3 separate regions of the Mus musculus genome follow, and regions 1 and 2 are each linked to region 3. A link is a loop called in an ENCODE intact Hi-C map of the cell type or tissue named here. Cell type or tissue: heart. All regions are shown on one strand.

Region 1 (8,000 bases), 180 kb before region 3:
TTCCAGGAGTTTCTGTGTCTTCAGTAATTGGAGACATCAGAAGTTCTTTGTAAGGAGGATGCCAGTTCAAATGTGGAATGTTGTCCTTTGTACAGTTTATGCTGGTCTTGAGCCAGCATTGGTCAATAACAGAATGTTCACTGCTCAAAAAGTTCATTCTTTTGATTGCCTGAGCCCCTGCTGATCACACATAACTCTCTGATCTCTAGATGGACAGGTGGCTTAAGCTTCCTAACATGGCCCAGAGCAGTCACCATGGGGTAGATCATGTTGTAGCCATGAGAGGATAGTTCTCAATTGTATAGAGAGTGTGGAAAGCAGCCATAGCACTGCTGTCACAGGAAGATCTGTCTTGATCATTGTGAAACCTCTAAGTATTAGTCATGTTCCTGGAAGAATGCAACTATGGAATCCAAGAAAGCCTTTGTTTCTTCAAAGTTTGCAGTCTCTGCAGTAACAAATGTCAGGATATCCAGAAGGTCACCCCACCCACTGACTTCAGGAGCAAGGCTACCAACATCAAAGCTTATTCCCAGTAGTGGAGTACTGCTCCTGACGACAGGGTGGGACTATGTATTGTTCAAGGTTTCTATAGAGGAATAGAAATGATAAAATGAATAGAATACTACAAACTGGATTTATAAGATTCATTTACATTGTACATGCTGAATAGTTCAACTGTGGCTGACAAGATCAGGGCAAGAATCCACTCGCTGCTCAGTTCATGGGAATGGATCTCTCAGGATCCCAACTTGATGCTAAAAGCCTCAAGATTCATAGAGGGTTGCCTGTCTTCTGTCACATCAAAAGGCAGAGAAGCTGTGTTTAATGTCAGCAAAGAAGAACAGCAATGGAGTAGATACACTCACAAGCAGAAGCAGCAATGCTTTCCTCTCAGACCTCTGTATACTTGGGCTGTCATCCAAGCTCTTTTTCTTCCATGAAATTCCCACACAGACCCACCCGAGGGATGTTTCCTAGTGGATGGTATATTACATAGAAGTGACAAACAAAGTTAACCACCACAGATGACAATGGCTTGTCCTGCTCATCTCTGGAACTTCTGCCTCCCAGTTGTGGTAGAATGCTCCACCACCCCAGGGCTTGTCCTGGCTTGGTTGCTAGTACTTATCCAGTATCCTGCTTTACTTTTGTGGCTTTTGTTACTTTGGAATAAAATTTTTCCTAACTCTCCTTCATGAGGTAACACAGACGCAATACTGGTCTGCCATCTCTCCCAGAAGTTAACAACTTTACATTATTTGCTGGAATAGTTTTTATAGCAGGAACTCTTCTCTAGTTGAAGTTCATAATAACTTCGCAAGTGATTTCAATATGAAATCTTAGAAATGCAAAAGGGTAAGTCATAGGACATTTACAAAAATTATGTATAACTGAAAATGCTTATCAAGAACTGAATAAAAGGACATAAACAGTATGTACATATGACAGAATGTGAGTTCAAGGAATAAACATGTTTATACAAAATAAATAAGGGCATGCTCACCATCAATGACAAATCTTAAAATCACATCTCTGAATTAAATGCAAAGAAAATAAAAGGATGAGGACTTACCTAAGTGGGAGAATATTCGTTTAGCATCTATGGAATCCTGGGTTCAAGTTACATAAAAAAACAATGCACAGTAGCACAGTCTCATATATGCACATTAAAATATTACATTGGGTATGGTATTTAAAAGATCATTTCTTTTCTCATCCCAGTGAAAGATACCTGAGATTTCATTTCTACTCACATTTTCAGAGAACTCGGTCCAAGATTAGCAAGCTCTATGGCTTTCAGGCCTGTGGCAGGGTAGAAATATCACCTGGGAAGAGCAGACTAGAGACATCTGTTCACTTCATGGAAGCCAAAAAGCAGAGAGGAGACAGGCATGTGTGATACAAAGGTATATTTTTCTAGAACTTGTTCCTCAGCCTACTTCAACTGATAGTAGCCACCCACTCATACTTTATACCACATTCCCAAAATGGCACAATGTTATAAATTCATAGAGAAATTAATTCATATACTACATTACATTCTTCATAATTGTATCATCCCCTGGAAGTATCTACTAGCTAGAAACCAGGCTTTGAACTTATGAATCACTCTGAGGCACACTTCATAGACAAACTATGGCAGTTTATATTTGCTTATGTCTGTGTGCACATGTGTACCTGTGTCTCTGTAGGAATGTTTGTATGTGCACAAAAATCTATCTTTCTATCTATCTATCTATCTATCTATCTATCTATCTATCTATCTATTTCAAATTCACACTAATATGAGAAGCCTCATATCTGGGAAGAGAAAGAATAAATGTTTGACTAAACACACAAAGAAATTAATAAGATCAAAAAATTAAATAGGTGAAAACTAGATTACTTCAAATATTTGTTTAAATGCCCCCTTTCTCAAAGAGGTATATACACATCTCCAACTTCTTGTTTTCCTATATTAATTCTCCTCCTCCTCTTCCTCCTTCTTCTCATTTATATAACATGAAGATGGATTAGAATCTCATTGAGAACTAAATTCCTCAAGTGACAGAAAGAGAACACAAGTAAAGATCTCATGAAGTGACTCGTGCTGATTTGATATTTAAAATGCCCCCTAAAAGTTTGTGTTAAAGCTTACTCTCGAGTCAATATTCTAAAGTCCAACGTTTGTGAGGTGACTGGATAAAAAGAGCTCTGGTCACATCAATAGATCCATTTATAGATTCAAAATTCAATAGACTAATAGGAGTTATGGAAACTTTAATGCATAGGGCTTGATATGGAAAGGTCATTGCTGTTTGCCTTTGAAGTCTACCCTAAGCCCCTTTCTCTACACATCACTGTATCCCTTTCTCATGGTCTTTGATTCCTGGCCAGTGTGAGATAAGCAACTCTCCTCCAACATATGTTTCCTGTGATGGTGTTTTGTCTTTCCAAAGTCACAAAGCAATAAGATCAATCAACCATAGACACCTGACAATGTGAGCCAAAATACACTTTTTAAAAAGGTGGATACACAAAAGCTATCTTTTTACAGATATGGAAAACTGACTGGTGCTGGTAATTGCAGAGCTTTGGCTAAGGTTAAGGGAATCTTAGCTGCCAGCTAGAGTTGTGAAGAAGGAACAAAAGGAAAGAGTGGTGTTAATGAAGTCCAGAGGGAGCACTAGTCCTAGAAAAATCAGACATCCAAAAGGTGGTGCTGCTGTGCCAGACACCAGGCTCTGTTAGACATGGACTCCCAAACGGAAGGGAGGGAGGAAGGAGGGAGACAGACAGGAAAATGCCACTTCTCCTTACATTTGCTCATTTTCATAAAAAACAAACAAACAAACAAACAAACAAAAAAACAATTGATCAGGGAGACTGAATGCTTTTCACAAACCCAACAGAAAAGGACATGGAGTGAGTTTCAGTGCAGTGGACTGAATGATCAATCCTGACTGAAAACAGGGATACCCAAACAGTTGATAAAACATTACTGGTGGGTATTTTTGAGGATGTTCCTAGAAGAGATTAACGTTTGAATCAGTAGATTTTGTAAAGAATCCTGCCCTTATGTGTGGGTAGATATCATCCAGTCTACCTTAGATCCTAGGGACACCAGAAAACCTGAAGCATTAGGAGTCACTCTTCCAGAGCTGATACCTTCTACCTTTGGATATCAGAGCTGCAATATTATGGCCTCAGACTCTGAGACATTCATCAGTGTTCTAACTCACTTTCTTATTCAAAGACCTCTAGTTACAGACAGAAAATGATTATAATTAATTTCTCTGGTTATGGTGATTTCTAGACCTTCAAACTGAAGCTGAGTTATTTCATGTCTTCCTGGTTCTACAGCATTCAGATAGCACAATATAGGACTTCCTGTTTTCAATAATATCAGCAAAATTTCAAAAGATTCCTCCAGTCTATATGTTTATGTCATTGCTTCTGCTTCTTTGTAGTAATAGTAGGAACAAAGATTAGTATGTTATGTATAAACACATTTAATGGCATAAATTAAAATATAATTAAAATACTTGTTACCTATCCTACCATGAAAGAAAGTAAACTCCAAAAAGATAGAATATAAATTTTACTCATGGTACTCTCCAAATTTTAAAAGAGTGCCTGGTATAATTTAAGTAATACATATTGATTATTTAGTGAGGGATGTGTCACAATTTAATGTTTAGGACCAATACATTTCTTTGATACTGGGATGCAAGAAAGAAAGATATCTATGTTAGGGTCAATGATAGCATGAGACTGACAGTCCCCTTCATGATTCTGAGGAGAACTGTCCATGTTGAATGAACTCATCTTTCAAAACAAAATTAATTCGATTAAGATTGTAGAGTAATGTGTCTGTATTTAAATCTTATGGTTGTATAAATGGCAGAACTTTCCACACATTTAACTGTGCTTCAAAGACCTCATCAAGCTGGTGATGTCAGCAGGCAAAGACAGGTGACTCTTGTGGAAGCACAGGAGGGCTACAGCTACAGGCATGTGTTCTACAGATACCAATCTACAATGAGCTCACTTCAGTAGCTGTCTCTTACTTCTCTTCCTTTCTTATAAATCTCCACAAAGGGAAACTATTCAATTACTAAAAACCAAGACATCATGAATTTTGCAGGCAAATGGATGGAACTTGAGTATATCATCCTGAGTGAGGTAACCAAGACCCAAAGGACATGCATGGTATGTACTCACTGTTAAGTGGATACTAGCCATAAAAGATACATGTTATACTCCACAGACCAAAGAAGCTAAACAAGAAGGAAGGTCCAAGCAAGGAAGCTTGAATCTGACTTAGAAGGAGGAATAACATAGTCATAAGAGGTAGGTGGAGGGAGGGAACCGGGATGGAGGAGGAATGGGGAAGGGAATGAGGGATTCAGGATCAGGTATGGGAAAGGACAGGAGAGATGTCTGTATGGCCATGAAAATGAATGGAAATCTGCAACTATTGGGGGTGAGGGGATGGGAGATGGGCATCTACAGAAGACAGAGAGAGACCTGGGATAATGGGGGTGCCCAAGAATCAATGGGGGTGATCTTAGCTATGACTCACTTCATTAGGAATGTGAAACCTGATGAAGCCACCATTTTTATCCAGGCAGGAATCCCAGTGGAGGCACCAACTCACTCGCAAAACTTCTGACCCAAAATTTATCCTGTATACAAGAAATGGAGGATGGAATAGAGAATGAGGTAATGGCTAACTAATAACTGGCTAAATGTGAGACTCATCCCACGGACAAGCACCAATCTAACACTGTTAATGATGCTCTGTTATGCTTGCAGACAGGAGCATGCTGTCCTTTGAGAGGCTCCTCCCAGCTGCTAACTCAGATACAGACAGAGGCAGCCAAACAGAGGATGGAGCTTGGGGACTCTTATGAAAGGATAAGAGGAAGGATTACAAACCTGGGGGGAATTGGAAATCTAGAGCAAGACCAACAGAGTCAACTAACCTGGACCCATGGAGCACTCAGAGTCTGAACTACCAACTAAAGTACATACATAGGCTGGACCTAAGACTCCCCACTCATATGTAGCAGATGTGCTACTTGGCCTTCATGTGGGTCTCAAACAACTGGAATAGGGGCTATCCTAAAAGCTGTTGCCTGTAGTTTTATGTGAAGTTCCTTGATCCACTTAGATTTGACCTTAGTACAAGGAGATAGGAATGGATCGATTCACATTCTTCTACATGATAACAACCAGTTGTGCCAGCACCGTTTGTTGAAAATGCTGTCTTTCTTCCACTGGAAGGTTTTAGCTCCCTTGTCGAAGATCAAGTGACCATAGGTGTGTGGGTTCATTTCTGGGTCTTCAATTCTATTCCATTGGTCTACTTGTTTGTCACTATACCAGTACCATGCAGTGTTTATCACAATTGTTCTGTAGTAAAGCTTTAGGTCAGGCATGGTGATTCCACCAGAGGTACTTTTGTCCTTGAGAAGAGTTTTTGCTATCCTAGGCTTTTTGCTATTCCAGATGAATTTGCAGATTGCTCTTTCTAATTCGTTGAAGAATTGAGTTGGAATTTTGATGGGGATTGCATGGAATCTGTAGATTGCTTTTGGCAAGATAGCCATTTTTACAATGTTGATCCTGCCAATCCATGAGCATGGGAGATCTTTCCATCTTCTGAGATCTTCTTTAATTTCTTTCTTCAAAGACTTGAAGTTCTTATCATACAGATCTTTCACTTCCTTAGTTAGAGTCACGCCAAGATATTTCATATTATTTGTGACTATTGAGAAGGGTGTTGTTTCCCTAATTTCTTTCTCAGCCTGTTTATTCTTTGTGTAGAGAAAGGCCATTGACTTGTTTGAGTTAATTTCATATCCAGCTACTTCACCGAAGCTGTTTATCAGATTTAGGAGTTCTCTGGTGGAATTTTTAGGGTCACTTATATATACTATCATATCATCTGCAAAAAGTGATATTTTGACTTCCTCTTTTCTAATTTGTATCCCCTTGATCTCCTTTTGTTGTCTAATTACTCTGGCTAATACTTCAAGTACTATGTTGAATAGGTAGGGACAAAGTGGGGAGCCTTGTCTAGTCCCTGATTTTAGTGGGATTGCTTCCAGTTCTCACCATTTACTTTGATGTTGGCTACTGGTTTGCTGTAGATTGCTTTTATCATGTTTGGGTATGGGCCTTGAATTCCTGATCTTTCCAAGACTTTTATCATGAATGGGTGTTGGATCTTGTCAAATGTTTTTCTGCATCTAACAAGATGATCATGTGGTTTTTGTCTTTGAGTTTGTTTATATAATGGATTACATTGATGGATTTTCGTATATTAAACCATCCCTGCATCCCTGGAATAAAACCTACTTGGTCAGGATGGATGATTGCTTTAATGTGTTCTTGGATTCGGTTAGCGAGAATTTTATTGAGTATTTTTGCATCGATATTCTTAAGAGAAATTGGTCTGAAGTTCTCTATCTTTGTTGGATCTTTCTGTGGTTTAGGTATCAGAGTAATTGTGGCTTCATAAAATGAGTTGAGTAGAGTACCTTCTACTTCTATTTTGTGAAATAGTTTGTGCAGAACTGGAATTAGATCTTCTTTGAAGGTCTGATAGAACTCTGCACTAAACCCGTCTGGTCCTGGGCTTTTTTTTTTGGCTGGGAGACTATTAATGACTGCTTCTATTTCTTTAGGGGATATGGGACTGTTTAGATCATTAACTTGATCCTGATTTAACTTTGGTACCTGGTATCTGTCTAGAAATTTGTCCATTTCATCCAGGTTTTCCAGTTTTGTTGAGTATAGCCTTTTGTAGAAGGATCTGATGGTGTTTTGGATTTCTTCAGGATCTGTTGTTATGTCTCCCTTTTCATTTCTGATTTTGTTAATTAGGATGTTGTCCCTGTGCCCTCTAGTGAGTCTAGACTGAAACTTATAGAGGAGAAAGTGGGGAAAAGCCTCGAAGATATGGGCACAGGGGAAAAATTCCTGAATAGAACAGCAATGGCTTGTGCTGTAAGATCGAGGATTGACAAATGGGACCTCATGAAACTCCAAAGCTTCTGCAAGGCAAAAGACACCATCAATAAGACAAAAAGACCACCAACAGATTGGGAAAGGATCTTTACCTATCCTAAATCAGATAGGGGACTAATACCAAATATATATAAAGAACTCAAGAGGGTGGACTCCAGAAAATCAAATAACCCCACTAAAAAATGGGGCTCAGGACTGAACAAAGAATTCTCACCTGAGGAATACCGAATGGCAGAGAAGCACCTGAAAAAATGTTCAACATCTTTAATCATCAGGGAAATGTAAATCAAAACAACCCTGAGATTCCACCTCACACCAGTCAGAATGGCTAAGATCAAAAATTCAGGTGACAGCAGATGCTGGCGAGGATGTGGAGAAAGAGGAACACTCCTCCATTGTTGGTGGGAGTGCAGGCTTGTACAACCACTCTGGAAATCAGTCTGGCGGTTCCTCAGAAAATTGGACATAGTACTACCGGA
Region 2 (8,000 bases), 220 kb after region 3:
ATAGAAACATAAGTCCAAATATGATATAGGATTAGCTCTAATTGCTTTTGGAGTAACTACAGTATTCTCTTCAACATTTTAATCTACAGCAAATCTTGTTGTTGTTGATGGTGGTGGTTTTAATTCGGACTAGAGCAAGAGAATTTGTAAGAAAATACGCTCATAGGCAAGCAAGCAAAGTGGGTGAGGCCTCACATGTGCAAGAAACTGAAGCGCATTCATTGCATTGGCCTGGCTGGCAGCCAGAAGACAAAAGACACTGCATGTGCAAGTCCATGTAGGAGAGATTCTGTAATGCTACACAGAAATTTTGACACCAACAGCAGAAATATAAAACACAGTGGTCAGAATAGCAAAAAAAAAAAAAAAAAATTAAAAAAATTGTGCTCAGGAGCCCTTCAACAGGATGATAGCAGTTCTACCGGTGGGTCATAAGTGTGTCCTTTATTCATAACTCAACTATCAATTCATCACAATTTTAACTAATAGGAAAGCAGAAGCTCATGCATCTCTCGGTTTATTTATTTATTTATTTATTTATTTTATTGCTCTAGCTCTAGAAGATCCCTTCAACTTCCTCAAACTCAGCTGTCTGCATGGCAGAGACATTAACCTAATTAAGTCTACTTTCTGTTACATATTAATGGGGATGGCTATATAGAAAGGCCCTTATTCCATGCTGCAAACTTGTGACTGCTGTGCTGTAATTATTGTAAAATAGTTAAAAAAAAAAGAACCTTCCTGACATCATACACAAGCTCTTGTTAAAAAGCATACACAGTATACCATAAGAGACCGAACCTCTGAGAAGTTGTCAGAGAGGCTGAAGAGGGAGATATCACTTTAACCAAATCTGTTCCCCTTGACAATGAACCCAAACCTTGGTTAATGGCAGCATTGGAATTCAGTCAAACTTTGGTGAATACCACAGTGAAACACAGGTCAGTTTATTTTCTTGCCCTTTAAATGCAGTGCCCAGTGCAGATGCTAACAGCACAGGCACTAAGTAACTGAGTGAATGAACTACGAGTTTACCTTTACAGTACCAGTCGAAATTTTCACTGTTTGAGGCTTGGGGTTTTTGGAGTTAGAAAACTCGAATTCATTAAAACAATGTACAGTTTTGTGACTGGAATACAAGGGATAAGAAGAAACTGAAAACCTTTTCAAACACGGAGTAGCCTGCCTATGATGATATTTTATACTCTCTGACAACGTATCTGATTGTAGAAATTCTAAGAAGCTCTGGGCATTTGAGGATAAAATACAATCAACAATATGAACCCTTACTCACAGTTTCAAACAGAATGCCTCCAAAGTCCACAAATAAATGGGAGTGAGCCAAGGGAGGGACTCCCCTTGTTCTCCGTGGGGAATTAAGTATATTTCTCTAAAAAGGCTGCTTCTCCTCTTGTTGAAATCCGTAACTAAGTTGCTCTGTCACAGCTTTATGTAGTCCACAACTGACTGAGACCTGCACTGCAGCGAAACATTCACCAAATAGCAAAGAATAGAAATAACATGGCGCTGCTGTGAGGGAGCCGTTTCGAGGCTGTTACTCAGTCTCTGATTCAGATAAGGAAAGGAGGTAATGAATCCGTAGTCCCTAGCTGGTCCCGGCAGCTGGCTCTCAGTCTTCTGCTCCACCACCCAGTGGAAGCAGCTTGAGTCATTACTTCCCCCAACTTTCAATTTCTCAAGGGGAGAAAAAAGGTACAGTTTTAACTCAGAATCTCTCACTTTTTACCATATTAGCAATACTGAGTGAGTCGGGGAAAGGCCCTTCTCACCTGTGTGACTTCTGAATACAACAGTGTGTGGGATTAAAGAGACTACAAGGCATTTGAAACTCACGCCACCTTAAAATAGAAATCAGGGAGCAGGTGTTGTACCCATGTTGAAGAATTCACCTGTGATGCGAAGTAAGCCCTGACTCACCTGATTTAAAGTACCTGACTTTGTCCTTCAAACACACTCTAGTGATCTGGTTCTTCTGGTATTGGCATCATGTAAGCAGTGGTTCACCACCTTTCTAATGCTTCAAACCTTTAATACAGTTAGTTCCTCATGTCCCGATGAACCACAACCATAAAATTATTTTTGTTGCTAACTAATAATTGTAATTTTGTTACCATTTTGAATCATAATCTAAATATCTGTGTTTTTCTAGGTCTTAGTCAACTCCTGTGAGAGGCTCTGAGACCTCTAATGGGGTCATGATGCATAGTTTTTGCAAACCTTTAATGTGGTTGAAAACTATCTCTGACTGTGTGCTTCTCTTCTTAATTGGCATCTAGACCAATAAATCTTGAAGTGAATCTGGCTATAATAGTCCTCTGTTGGATCAAGAATTCTGTCTCCATTGTTAATATTTGCCAATAGAGTTCCTGAAAGATGGAAAAGATGCACTTAATACATAGGAATATGCCAGTTGTTAGTCTATGCACTGGCTAGTTTGTTTTGTTTTGTTTTTTGTTTGTTTGCTTTTGTTGTTTTGTTTTGTCTTTTGTTTTTTGTCAACTTGGCACAAGCACAATTCATCATGGAAGAAGGAACCTCATTTGAGAAGGTCCATTCATCATCTTGGCATATAAACAAGTCTATACAACATTTTCTTAATCCATGAATGATGAGGGAGGACCCAGCCCACTGGTGGCAGTGCTACCCTTGGGCAGGTAGTCCTGTGTGTATAAGAAAGTGAGAATGAGCAAGTCACGGGTCAAGCCAATAAGTAGCATTCTTCAATGGCCTCTGCTTCAGTTCCTGCCTCTAGGTTCTTGCCTTGAGTTTCTGCCGAGTCTGCTTTATGATAGACTGTAAGCTATTAAGATGAAGTTTATATCCTTTTTCTCCCCCAACTTGTGTTTGTCCTTGTGCTACAGCAGTAGGAAACAAACCAGATATGGCCACAGAAGACTCTAAACATACTGTTCTTCTACAGCCACTCTTTGTGTTTTGTTCCTGTGCATAAAATATTCTCAGTAACCTGGAAGATGCCACACTAAGAGGAATAATATGGGAACAGAAAAAAGCATTTCATACTATATCAGTCATATGTGAAATTTAAAAATTTTGACCTCACAGAAATAGAGAATAGAATCGTGGTTGTGAGGACTGTGGACTGGAAGGTTAGGGGTAGGGGCGGCAGCAGTAAAGAGACCTAAGATACTGTTACACAGGAGGGGTACATTCTGTAGGTCTATTATACAACATAATGGTTATTATTGATCCTAATGGAGTGTGTCTTGAATATTTCTGAGCAATCATAATTTTATTGTTACACAAAATGGATAAATATAAGAGGTGAGAAAGTCAGAAAGTTGTTAATTTCTTGACTTAATATTTCATAATATATAGATATTTCAAAACATCACACCGTATGTCATAGATATATCACTTTAACTATTATCTTCATGGTAATATGTTAGATAAAAAGAAAATGTTCCAAATATATGTAGAATGTCTAGTTTGATCTTTCAGTACATATTCATTCCTAGTTTCCGGCTCTCAAGAGATAGGCTAGACATCTTGGAAAATAAAAAGATCCTTTTAACAAGGAGTTCCAAACCCAGTGGAGACTGCATTCTGAGTTCTGTACTGCCATCTTCCATTCCAAGAAATAAATTTTCCTAGGCCATACCTAATTACCCCAGCTGTGTGAAAACAAAAACTCAAAGATTAAGTAGAAAACCTTTCTTCCTTAAGGCCTTTCTTCCTTAAGGCTTGGCTTGACCCTAGTGAACAATAAATTCTTCCTCCATTTTAAGCACTCTCTTTGATCTACTTGGACTTGAGGATAAAGACATCTCTAAGCCAGAATAGCTTTCAGATCACAATTTTGAAACATCTGTGCACACTTGTGTTCTCTGTGCCTCCCTCCTTCGAGCTCTCTCTCTCTCTCTCCTTCAGTAGGAGCAGCTTCTATCTTCAGGTAATTCTCAATACCTCATGTTCTAAAGTCTTCCTCTGCCAACCCAGACACAATCATGGTTTCCAGAGAGCTCTTTAGGGTGTCCACTTGGTTTATCAGACAACAGATAAGTCATTTGTGTTGACAGAGAAGCATGGTGCCAAAGGAGACATTCTTACACAATTCGGCCTCGGGGTGGATGTGCACATCTTGGAACCAGGCAGCTTAAGATACTTGGAGCTGAGAAATGAAAACAAAGGATGTGGTCTCTCTGTGGCTTCCCGACCTCAGCGATCTGTGTGGTTTCCATGATTGTAAATTATCTTGAAAGAAGCAGAGTTTTAGGGGGCAAAGTAACTGTTCTGAGCAGGAGGAAAACAATGACAGAATTAATGAGGTAAAAATGAAGAGGCTCCCTGTGCATCGCTCCTTAAATTTGGTTATGTTATTTTTTTTTTCCTTCTACAGGTCACCTATTGGCTTGGCAAAAATGAACTGTAGGCTGTGGACTATCAAGGAAGTGAAATCTGCGAGGCCCAGCTGTGCTGCTGCAAACCATTCAATTACAGCACAAATAGGCTCCTTGCATATTAGGGCAGTGCAACATCTGCTCCCAGCCAGTGGGCGTGCTGAAAGAAGGCTCCTCTGCTCTGGCTGATAAGGAAGTGTGCTTCCTGTGTCTCTCTATAGACAAGAAACTTAAACATTTAGCCAGCCCCAGTAGCCTGGCGCTTCCACTTCCTAATTGGAGACGTAAGACTTGCTTTTTTTGTAAAAGCTGCTTTTGAGGCAAAGGATTCTTTGGTTTCTTTGGTGTTAGTACAGAAAAATCAGAAAGTGATTTTTGGCTTCCATCTCTTCCCAACACCATAATAAGATATCCCTTGAATTATCAGAACCAAGACACATTATGTCATTCAGCTAACCCTAGGTGATTATGACAATTTTAATAGTAATATGCTTTTGTCACAAGCTAATTACATCACCAAAACAGAGCTTTTAGTCCTAAATGTAATAAACAGGCATGATTCTTTTCCAGCACCATCCTTCATTCTCCATGCGTGAGAAATTTCCCACTTTGTGGCTACTGAGGAAGTAAAAACCATCTCCCATGAACAAAAGCTGATTTCTGAATGTTCCCAAAGCTGGGCCACAGGCAGCAATCTTGGGATTTACAAGTAAAAGACTATCGTGGACTAGGCTGATTTGTGAGCTGAGAATGAAAGGTCAATGAGGTTATGGTAACAGGAGTTTTCTGCCCCAGCGGTATAAATATCATACACGGGAATTGAGCTCAGGAGTGGTGATCTTGATGTTGACCAAGGATCATTTCTGCTTGTCTTGAGTTGGTCATACAAAACGAACTGGAACCCTAGCTTATGGCCCACTTAGTAAAATCTTTATCTGTTTAAAGAAGTCCGATGTGCTGTTTACAAGGACAACCTTGACCAAGACTAGGCCATTACCTTGGATGTGAATCTCTTTCTCAGGCTCCCCTCTTCCCTCACAACCTTTCCCCCTTTCCTGCCTCCTCTCTGCTCTCCTCCCTTCTGTCTAATCCCCCTTCTTCTCCCCCAACCCACTCCTATCTCCCACCCTGTTCCCCCGTTTCCTTTATCCTTTCTTCCTTGACCCCTTCTGTCTGTATCATGGTCCTCCCTCCTCTCTTATCCTTCTCTCTCCTCCTTTTCTGCTGTTGAACCACCCCCTTCCCACTCTTCTTTTCCCTCATTATCTTACCTCTTACTTTCTAGTCATTTTTAGTTCTCTTACCACAAAGTGGCAGAAATAAAATTCCACTCTTAATTTTTTTAGTTTAAAAAACAGAGACTGGACAATTTTAACGTTTTAAAAACTACTTTTAATTCAGTGTGTGTGTGTGTGTGTGTGTGTGTGTGTGTGTGTGTGTAAGTTACAGGACAGCTTGATGAAGCTGGGTCTCTTTAGCCATCTTGATCCCAGGAATATAATTCAGGTGGTTGAACTTGGTAACAAATGCTGTTACATGTTGAGACTTCCCACCTATCCAATTCTGGACAATGTAAAGCAAATTGCTTAAAGTAGCCAGAATTCCTTAGAGTGCCTCAGCAGTATTAAACAGCCACAGAAAAGTTACATCATGTCTTTTAAACAGTGCCTTATTATGTTGTCTGGAGATAAACCCACTGCACACCAAACTCTAGTCAGAAATAGAAGTGTATAACTATCTCTCATATTTCTGATTTTCCATTGCTGTGTTAGTTGTGTATTTGTATCAGTCTGTGTTCATTTAAACTGTGTAGTTAAAAGGCAACATGAACACAGTTGAGGGGAGACTTGGGAAATCATCTCCATAGCTCTGTCAGGTAAGAGGACTTGTCATTTAATGGCTCAGTGTTCAGCTTTCTATAATTATCTAGAAAATATTATTTTGTAATTTGTCTGCTTGAATAAGAAGCTGCAATACCACTCCTGGGCATATACCCAGAAAATGCTCCAACAAGTAATAAGGACACATGCTCCACTATGTTCATAGCAGCCTTATTTATAATCAACGCAGATATCCCTCAACAGAGGAATGGATGCAAAAAAATGTGGTACATTTACACAAAGGAGTACTATTCAGCTATTAAAAACAGAGAGTTTATGAAATTCTTAGGCAAATGGATAGATCTGGAGGATATCATCCTGAGTGAGGTAACCCAATCACAAAAGAACACACATGATATGTACTTACTGATAAGTGGATATTAGTCCAGAAGCTCTGAATACCCAAAATACAATTTGCAAACCATATGAAACTCAAGAAGAAGGAAGAACAAAGTGGGGATACTTCGATCCTTCCTAGAAGGGGAACAAAATACCTATGGAAGGAGTTAACAGAGACAAAGTGTGGAGCAGAGACTAGCAAGTGTTTGCTGAAAGGACCCTGATATAGCTGTCTCTTGTGAGACTAGCCTGGGCCTATCAAACACAGAAGTGGATGCTCACAGTCTGCTATTGGATGGATCACAGGGCCCCCAATGAAGGAGCTAGAGAAAGTATCCAAGTTGCTAAAGAGATCTGCAACCCTGTAGGTGCAAAAACATTATGAACTAACCAGTACCCCTGAGCTCTTGACTCTAGCTGCATATGTATCAAAAGATGGCCTAATCGGCCATCACCGCAAAGAGAGGCCCATTGGACAAGCAAACTTTATATGCCCCAGTACAGGGGAACGCCAGGGCCAAAACGTGGGAATGGGTGGGTAGGGGAGTGGGGGCGAGGGTATGGGGGACTTTTGGGATAGTATTGGAAATGTAATTGAGGAAAATACGTAATAAAAAATATTAAAAAAAAAAAAAAAGAAATGATAGCCAGAGAATGCCCCACCCAGGGATCCATCCTATAAACAACCACCAAACCCAGACACTATTGTGGATGCCAATGAAAGCGTGCTGACAGGAGCCTGATATAGCTATCTACTGAGAGGCTCTGCCAGTGCCTGACAAATACAGAAGTGGAGGCTCACAGCCATCCATTGGATGGAGCACAGGGTCCCCAATGAAGGAGCTAGAGAAAGTGCCCAAGGAGCTGAAGGGGTTTGCAGCTCCATAGGAGGAACAACAATATGAACTAACTAGTACTCCCAGAACTCCCAGGGACTAAACCACCAACCAAAGAGTACACATAGTGGGACTCATGGCTCCAGCTATATATGCAGCAGAGGATGGCCTAGTTAGTCATCAATGGGAAGGAAGGCCCTTGGTCATGAGAAGGCTCTATGCCCCAGTATAGGAGAATGCAAGGGCCAGAAAGTAGGAGTGGGTAGGTTGGTGAGCAGGGGTGGAGGAGAGGGTTTTTGGAAGGAGACCAGGAAAGGGGATAACATTTGAAATGTAAATAAGGAAAATATCTAATAAATTAAAATTTAAATAGAGAAGCTAAGTTCACAAGTTACTTTTTGTTACTATGATAAAACAAGGGATAGGAGTCTTCACATTAAAGTATCATTATCATTATAAATGTATTAATTTAAAAATATTTTTATTAAGTACATTTGACTTTTTTGTATTTTTTTTTCTTTTTCAGACCTTGGATCTCTCAACTTTGGCCATGAAGACTCCATCAA
Region 3 (8,000 bases):
ACCTCTTCAATAAATACTATTACAATGATTACATTCAACCAATAGAAGAAAAGCTTCAATGTATATTTACGAGTAACACATCTTCTACGTCCTGTCCATAGTTGAATTCTAGCCGCTACTAAGTACTGATATGTGTTATATCACGATGGGTTAGTGTCCTGGCTAAGTGAGCAGAGATTTACAAGTTTCAACCTTTCCATACCACAGTTGGTGGAAAATGAGAACTCTAGCCAAAGACTGGACTGCAGAGTCCTAGGAAGCAGAGGAGCAGATTCCAAACAGTTCTCACTGCTTTCCAAGGTTTACCACAGCACCTACGGCATCAACAAATGGTGTCCTGTCACTTTTCCTCTTCACGAAGAATGGGTTTCCAAGTTTCTTCTCAGTGGCCACGTCACGGTTTTAGTTTTGAATTCTGTCTCCTGTGCGAAGTTTCTTCTTAATTTATCATTTTAGTTCAATGCAGGTTCAAAGCAACCTTCAAAGAGTCAGAGACAGCACTTCGTAAGGAATAACAACAGAGAGCAACAAGAAAAACCCTTGAGCTTGGAATGGAATGAAGACATCTTTGCAGTGTGATGTTTAATGACTCGCTAAATCTTACAGTTTTAGGTGTCTTTCAACAAAACGTCAACATAACTGTCTTTATAGGAAAACCCTCACTCAGGTGGCACACACTGGTCTTTTGGTCAATAGAGTGTTGCTTCTTCTTGACCTGTGTATGCATAGATCATCTCAGGGATGTCTTGTGACCTGGAAGAAGTTGGCACAGTCAGTCTTGGTACTATGTTGACATATCATTGTTTATTTAATGATGTAGTAAGCTAAGGAAGACCACTTTAGGGGCTGCAGCAAGAGGTCAGGGGTTGAACTCTTCTCTAGTAGCTACAAGGCCCTGGGGTCAATCCCCAGAATGAGGAACATGACAAGGAGCAGATGGATACTTTGGTCCTCTAACCAAATACAAACCCAAAGAACATTTTCTGGAAGTTGAAACAGTACATTGAACACATATCCGAAATCAGGCTGATATCCTAAGCCTCAAATGGAGAAAACCGTATTAAATACTGAGGAAACGATACAGGCATATGGAGTGCTGAGCTGTGGGTTTCTGAAATTTCCATTTGGGTCAGTTTAAGAAAATTATTTTTGAGCCACTGAACATATTTAAAGTGTCAACAATAATAAGGGTGTATTGTAGATTTTGTCTGTAGGATTCTGAAACAGAAAATGTTGCATGAGTCTTACCACTTGAGAACTCTGAAAATCTCAAAAGACGGAGACACAGTAAATGTCTTCTCTAGTGGGCTTCTTTAGCTCTTTATGTTAGGACTGAATGTGTAGATGAACCACTATATAGGAAGGCTAAAGATAGCTTTTCTTCATGGACCTGAGTAATAAGACATTAGGCAAATGGAAGCACTCCAAAAATCTCCCAGATCTCCAGTCATTTGAATGTTTAAGAAATGACATCAAATCTGAATCTTCTGTCATATATCCTACTGGGCACAAAGGTTGTTTTCTCAGAGAGTACTTTAAAAACAGTGTCTGCCATCACTTACAAACTCAGGAGGTAGCTGTGGGAGGACTCACTTCCACTGCTAGAATACCTTGGATATCAGATTTGTTCATTTGCACTATTTAATTCCTCATTATTTTAATTAAATTAAATTTGACCATTTCAAGGGCTTTAAATGTAGCAATTCATTATTCATTGGAAATTGTTGTTAAAATGCAATAAACTTTATAAATATTTCATTACTGTCTAGAGTAGAAAACGCTGCTTTCTCTTTATTATGAATGACCTGATGAACACTTGTAATGGAATTCTCTTCAGTTTTATCATGCCTCAAGCACTTAAATCTTAATTTCCTTTATTTTCTCCTTGCTTTTTTTTATTATTTAAAAAGTCATCGAAAGGTTTCACCTTGTTAACAGATACCAGCTTTCCACCATCATGGAACACCTAAGTGATTTCCTTGACTCCCCTTTCATTCTGCATTTAATATTTTGAAGAACCCTGAAGAGACAGATAGAACCCTGCCATTATTTTTTAGTTTTACGTCCTTCCTTTTGAACTCTCCTCACCTCCAGCTGCAGAGAGCCCCTTGTCAAGCATGGCCTTCTGAAACATCGACAGTCCCGCCCACTACCCCACAATCTGCTAAGGGCTCCACCTTAAGGGCTGCCTTCACCCTTTAGTCTAAAATTTAACTGGGATTTCTCAAAATTGTTTTCACAGATGTGAGGGAGCCCTTGTCTTGGAACACAGAGTCCTAAGACACTGCACAGCAGTGGTGCAAGGGAGAACTATTTATCCCAGGAAGCCTAGGAGTCCACAGTATTTATAAGAAAAACACATGCAGTTCAATTATTTTAAGCGTATCTTGGCAATAATATGATATCTGCAGCCTCCCACCACCAAACATTTAAGAAGTGATGTTTATTAATCAGTTTTCCAGAAATAACCGGAAATGCTCCTTTTTACTCACAGAAAAGTTCATTGATTTTATTTTTCTATTCAATTCCCCAGATAACATCAGCGACCATGTATGCTTCTGAGGAACTGAAAGACATGAACATCAAGGCATCTATCTGCTCACTATTCAATGGACTAACCAGTATTTCATTATACTATGCCAAATTGTTTAAAGGATAGATTTTATTTTGTTTATGCCAAGAGCTATTCAAAGCAACACAGGCTGAACAAATCACAGGTTCAAGTTCCAGGTGGCCAGTTTTCTTGGAGACATTTTTAATATCAAAATTGCTCTGTTACACATTCTCTTTCTCTCTCTCTCTCTCTGTCTCTCTCTCTCTCTCTCTCTCAACAGAAAAAAAGCCTGTGAATTGAAAAGGAGGAAGGGGAAGTGTTTATTACACATACTTCTATTCAGTAAGAAAGGAGATTACAGGAAAGAACAATAAATGTGGATATGTGCATCAAATTGATGCTTCTTAATTTTTAGACTCACGACTTTCTTCTTTGGAGAATTCTCTTACATTACTAGGAACTTAGGAAGAAAAGCATCTTGTTCTATGAGCATCCTACCATGTTACAAAACTCAGGAGCTAGGATCTCGTGCCTTCACAAACTCGTGTCTCCATTCTGCTTGAACTCAGATAAAATATTGAGAGTCATTTCTTCACTCTTGGATTGTAAATTGGCCTCACTCCTCCTGGAAGCTTTCCTGGTGGCTCGGGACAGTCTCCTTCTGAATGTATCTCCAGCCAAGAAATAAAGAATGGGGTCCACACAGCTGTTGAGACTTGCTAGACCTCTTGTTACCTGATAAGTGGCATAAACCCTGTCGTTGAAATCACACATTTCTGGGGTCTGGAAATCCAACCGTGCTCGCAAATTCATCGTTTTCATCACATGGAAAGGGATATAAGACACAGCAAACACCGTCAGGACAATTATCACCAGGTAAATGGATTTCCTCCGGAGCGGAGAGTTGTCCAGGTCATTGTAAATCAAAGCTTTAACAATTAATCCATAACAGCCCAAGATCAGCACCAAAGGGATGCAGAACATGGCCACAGTCGTGCACATACTGTAGATGAAATAACTTCGCAGGTAATCATTGGACGTGGTGTCATAGCAGGTGACAGTTTTGTTTTTCCGAGTCCCAGTGCCAGAGTAGAAGAGAATAGGGGAGATGGCCACCACCACAATGAGCCACACCAGCACGCTGACATAAATGGCATTCTTCTTCTTGAGCCTGCCCAGAGACTTGAGAGGGTACACCACGCCACTGTACCTGTGTGCGCTGATGCAGGTGAGGAACAAGATGCTACCGTAGAGATTTACGTGGAAGATGAATCTCTGCAGCTTGCACATAGCATCCCCGAAGATCCAGTCAGTCTTGTTGAAGTAGTAGAAGATGAGGGCTGGTAGGGTGAGCACGTATAAAAAGTCAGCCAGAGCCAAATTGAACATGTACACGGAGATGCCGCTCCAAGGCTTCATGTGGAAAACGAACATCCAGATAGCCACGCTGTTGCCTAGGAAGCCTATGATGAACACTAAAATGTAGACAGCCGGCAGGTAGTAGAACTGGAAACCGGTCTTGGTCAGGGCACATTGGAATGAAGAGGAAACTGCTGCAGTTGAGGCGACAGTACTGTTTCCCCAAAGCGAGCCCAGGCCCGCCAGAAAGGCAGCATCCGTCCCGTTGGGGACAACCGACCAAGGCACCTCGGTCATCCTCTTCTTTCCAACTCAGGCAGCTACTAGAAAGGGCAGACCGCGGCGAGCGGGCAGCAGCGGCGAGAGACTCAGCGCGCATCGGAGGCGCAGGCCAGGGACCGCGCGCGGGAGTTCCCCACGGGTCGGAGCGCGCAGGGGCTCGCCCACGCCGGCTCTGGCCGCGCTTTTGTCGCGGGCCATGAAATTCGCCCGGAGCTGCGACCGATCTAAGCTGAAGGACGTGCGGGCAACTTCCCGGTCCAGCTGGCGGCGCGGAGGTTACACAACAGGACGCGCAGGGCACCTCCACCAAGTTTGCAAGTGCGCTCCCGCGCAGGGCGACTGATAGGCGCTGCTCAGAGCGCCTGGGGCGCGGCGGGTCAAGTCCAAGTAGTTCGGCTGTTCCCAGCGGCCCGAAGGCGCAGGCCAACCACCTCCTCTCTGATCAACTTTGCCTGGCCATCTGCCTACTCCCTACCTTGCAACCCGGGACCTTCACCAGGGACGCCGCGACTCTTCTTCCGGCCACATTCTGAGCCCGCGCTCAACCTTGGAGGTCTTTTGGAGAGCGCGTGGCCTCGGACCCTGGCGTACTACCTACCCTGTACCCCGCTCACAGTCCATGAAGGCTGCAGCTCGTCTCCGCGCTCGGCTGGGTCTCGAGTGCAGGGGGCAGGAGAGAAAGCCAGGCTCCCAGCGGGGTGGGCGGAGCCTAGGAGCCCGGGCGAGTCTGTGCTCCGCGGGGAGGCAAGGGGCGTGTCTCCGCCGTGCAAGCTCCGGGCCGCCGGCTCAGGGCTGGGCGCCCAGGGCGGGAGGTGGCCTCTGGAAGCAGAGATCGCGGTGCCCCTGCACGCCTGGCAAGGCCGCCACCACTCGAATCAGTGGTCAGAACAAAAGGTGCTCTAGGGCAGCGGTGGCTTCTGGCCAGCGTATGGCTGGAGGGGTTTCCTCGGTCCTCCACCAGCTAGCTCTGTAAAGTGAAGTTGCTGACACGCTGAAAACCTTCTGGACGCTGGCAGCGTTGTGTCTAAAGCTTTGAGCTGAGCAGTCTGAGACAGACATCTCCGGAGCCTCCCCGGAACTCGCAAGGTGTTTGCAGGCTCCAGACAACCAGCGGTTTGCAGGTGGGCACGCCCTGGCCCTGCACAGCGCCTTGCTTTGCCCAACGCGTGTAGGAACCTGCTGATCCCAGAGGGTGCCAGCTCTGAATGAGTGAGGGTGGTAAGCGGCATGGGCAAGTCGCTTTCTGCCCTTCATGTCTGTTTGTTTTTATTGTTGTTTGCTTTATCCAAATACTATTTTTTGCACTACTTAGAAAAATGCTAATACACCGGCATCACTGGTAACATTATTGTGAGAATGTACATAAGAACCTGGTCTAACTGCTTAGTTAACGCAGCACACATCATCAGTCCAACTTGACTGCTAACACTTGCTGGAAAGAACAAGCGCCCTCCCTCCAACCTCCAGTTACCATTTACATACATTTAAATAATAGAGACTACAGTGAAAATGATTCTGAATCAAGCTGAATATTAAACACAGCTTTATAAAGAAAGAGGGTTCATTTGTTGAGGGATAACTTTACAGTTTGGCTTTATTGTGAATCTTATTTCTTAAAATGCCTGTTCCTCTAGTAGATACCTTTCAAATTTAGACAGAGACCAATGTAATTATTTTATTTTTTGTAAATCTTAGTCTAGGGTTCCAAATGCATAAAAAATGTGGGCAATATATAAAAAAAAAGTGTTTAATTGTAAACTAAATGGATTGTTTCCTACCTGAAGACATGATTAAACAGACCCACCCAAGAATGGAACCAAGCCCTTCTTGACAATCTACTGATTAATGTATTTTATGTGCCATATTAACAAATACATTTTTTCTTGTAAAAAAAAAGTACGAGGATAGAATACCTTCGATTATATTCTATAGCCATTTCATTCTAGTTTCATATATTAAATGACTTTGTTCCCTTAAAAACACTCAAGGAGTTGGTGATCTGTCTCAGCCACTAAAGGCATTAGGCACTTACCGCCAAGCCTGAGGACTTGAGCTTGATCCCATTACTTACATGGTGGAAGGAAAGAACTGACTCCCACTTTCCTGATACCTGTGCACCCATATTGTGTCACTGTGGCACATGAGCATATGTGCATGTACACACACACACGCACACACACACACACACACACACACACACACACACAGAGAGAGAGAGAGAGAGAGAGAGAGAGAGAGGCAGAGAGAGAGAGAGAGAGAGGAGACACAGACACGGAGACACAGAGACACAGAGCCTGATACAGAGACAGAGACACACAGAGAAACTAAACGTACAGGAAAAACAAACAAACAATGGAAAAAAACCTTAGAGGAAAATCATGAGCCCCTTGCTCAGACACTGGGAAGGAAATTACTCCCCACCACCCAGCAGATCCTTATGGGAACAGAGACAGAATGAGCACACTGGTACTGTGAGTCGTGGTTGTACCCAAGAACACAGTGATGATAAAGGAGACCAAGCCCAAGTGCAAAGGTGCTGCAGTTGCGAAATGGCCCTGTTACCTTCCTGTTAACGTCCCCAGTCTTCATACCTGATGATTTTGTAATTCTAACCTTAACAGATATTCTTCTATTGTTTGATTGACAGGTTAAAGTATTTCAAGGGTATTCAGGAGGTTTGGCTCCTCACTCCTCTGCATTTTTAATTTCATGCAATCTAAACAATATACAACCTCCCTCAGAAGTCTGTAGCAAATGCATTAGCTCATCCTGTGAGTGTTTTGAAATCTACCTTTCGTCCAAATAGTGCTAAGTACTTTCAGACAGCCTACTAGAAATTTGGGGAACTGATATAATTAACCAAACTGTATCATAGCCATTTTATATTTGGGTTTTAAAAAGAGTGATTATTTTAAAAGTGATTTTTATCATATTTAACTGTGTGTTCACTCTATACTTAAGTTATATTTAAAATAAAGATGTATATTATAGGAATAAGATAGCCATTTGTTAGCAACTTTCCATTCATAAAATACTGAATTAGATTCAATGAAGGAAAGATTAAAAGATCATTCAATACAGACTATGCCCATGTTCATATTAGAATACAATTATATATGTCTTAAAAAAAAGTATAAGAGAAACATGCCCCATAATGTTTCCAGCATGTGCTGCAAGTACTTGGTTGCTAACTGGTATTGAATTTGAGTTACAGTGGGCTTGGGTACTTAAAAGTATTTGTCCTTTGACATGCCTAGTAGTCTGAACTAGAGACCTGGGGCCCCAGATGTCTCTAGCCTCCTCCTCTTCTGTCTGTAGTCTCCTCACTGTCTTTTGCAGTGAGGTACAGAAGGTAGAATGTCTTGTGCTCAGAGTTCTTTGCCCCTTAGCCAACCATGAGACCTAAAATGGCCACTGACACTGCCTTAAAAGAAGAAATGCTACCCAGAAATACCAAGAAGTATCTAAGCAGATAGGGCTAGAAGACTTCCTCTTCTATTAGCTGACATTTTTTATCAAACCTAAGAATAAAAACAGTTGGCTTTCCTTGTGGCTTTGTGCCTTCCCTCTTTCAAGTTTTCATGCCACATAAACTTTGGTTATGGAAAATTGGTGTTTTCTTCTGATTAACCTGATATGTGTCATAAGTATGTTCACCATTACCCTTGGGGTGGATAATCCTACCATTCCATCCTTACAGTGGCTTGTAAGAGATATAAATTTAGTTGAAACAAATGACAGGAACACACAAAGCATATCACAAGACCACATAACATAGCAACAAAAAGTTTATGCATGGCTTCCA

Evidence for each region. Hi-C counts contacts between places; a loop is a spot of excess contacts. Peaks named below come from ENCODE experiments on the same cell type or tissue, not always from the same donor. Only the 100,000 strongest peaks of a DNase experiment are listed, where the experiment ranks them.
Region 1: it touches region 3 in a loop (3-fold over the local background); 2 of 42 quality-filtered maps call a loop at or near these places.
Region 2: it touches region 3 in a loop (2.2-fold over the local background); 2 of 42 quality-filtered maps call a loop at or near these places.

What each region holds. Positions count from the first base shown.
Region 1 is chr3:61,181,190-61,189,189 of GRCm38, reverse strand. No RefSeq gene overlaps it. Among named protein-coding and RNA genes, the nearest start is that of Rap2b, 180 kb to the left of the region's middle. In heart, a CTCF peak has its summit at 3,194; no DNase peak of the experiment used is centred here.
Region 2 is chr3:60,781,869-60,789,868 of GRCm38, reverse strand. It overlaps Gm553061 (a long non-coding RNA gene), which reads left to right. Exons shown (of 5, transcript XR_867330.1): 3 at 4,379-4,663; 4 at 7,961-8,000. Gm38326 (a long non-coding RNA gene) reads right to left here and starts at 1,508. Exons shown (of 3, transcript XR_867333.2): 1 at 1,295-1,508. In heart, no CTCF peak of the experiment used is centred here; a DNase peak (open chromatin) is centred at 4,518; H3K27ac peaks cover 2,472 bases.
Region 3 is chr3:60,999,652-61,007,651 of GRCm38, reverse strand. It overlaps P2ry1 (purinergic receptor P2Y, G-protein coupled 1), which reads right to left and starts at 4,867. Exons shown (of 2, transcript NM_008772.5): 1 at 3,053-4,867; 2 at 1-753. The coding sequence starts at 4,210. The coding sequence ends at 3,089. In heart, no CTCF peak of the experiment used is centred here; a DNase peak (open chromatin) is centred at 4,951; H3K4me3 peaks cover 2,346 bases; H3K27ac peaks cover 1,305 bases; H3K27me3 peaks cover 1,365 bases.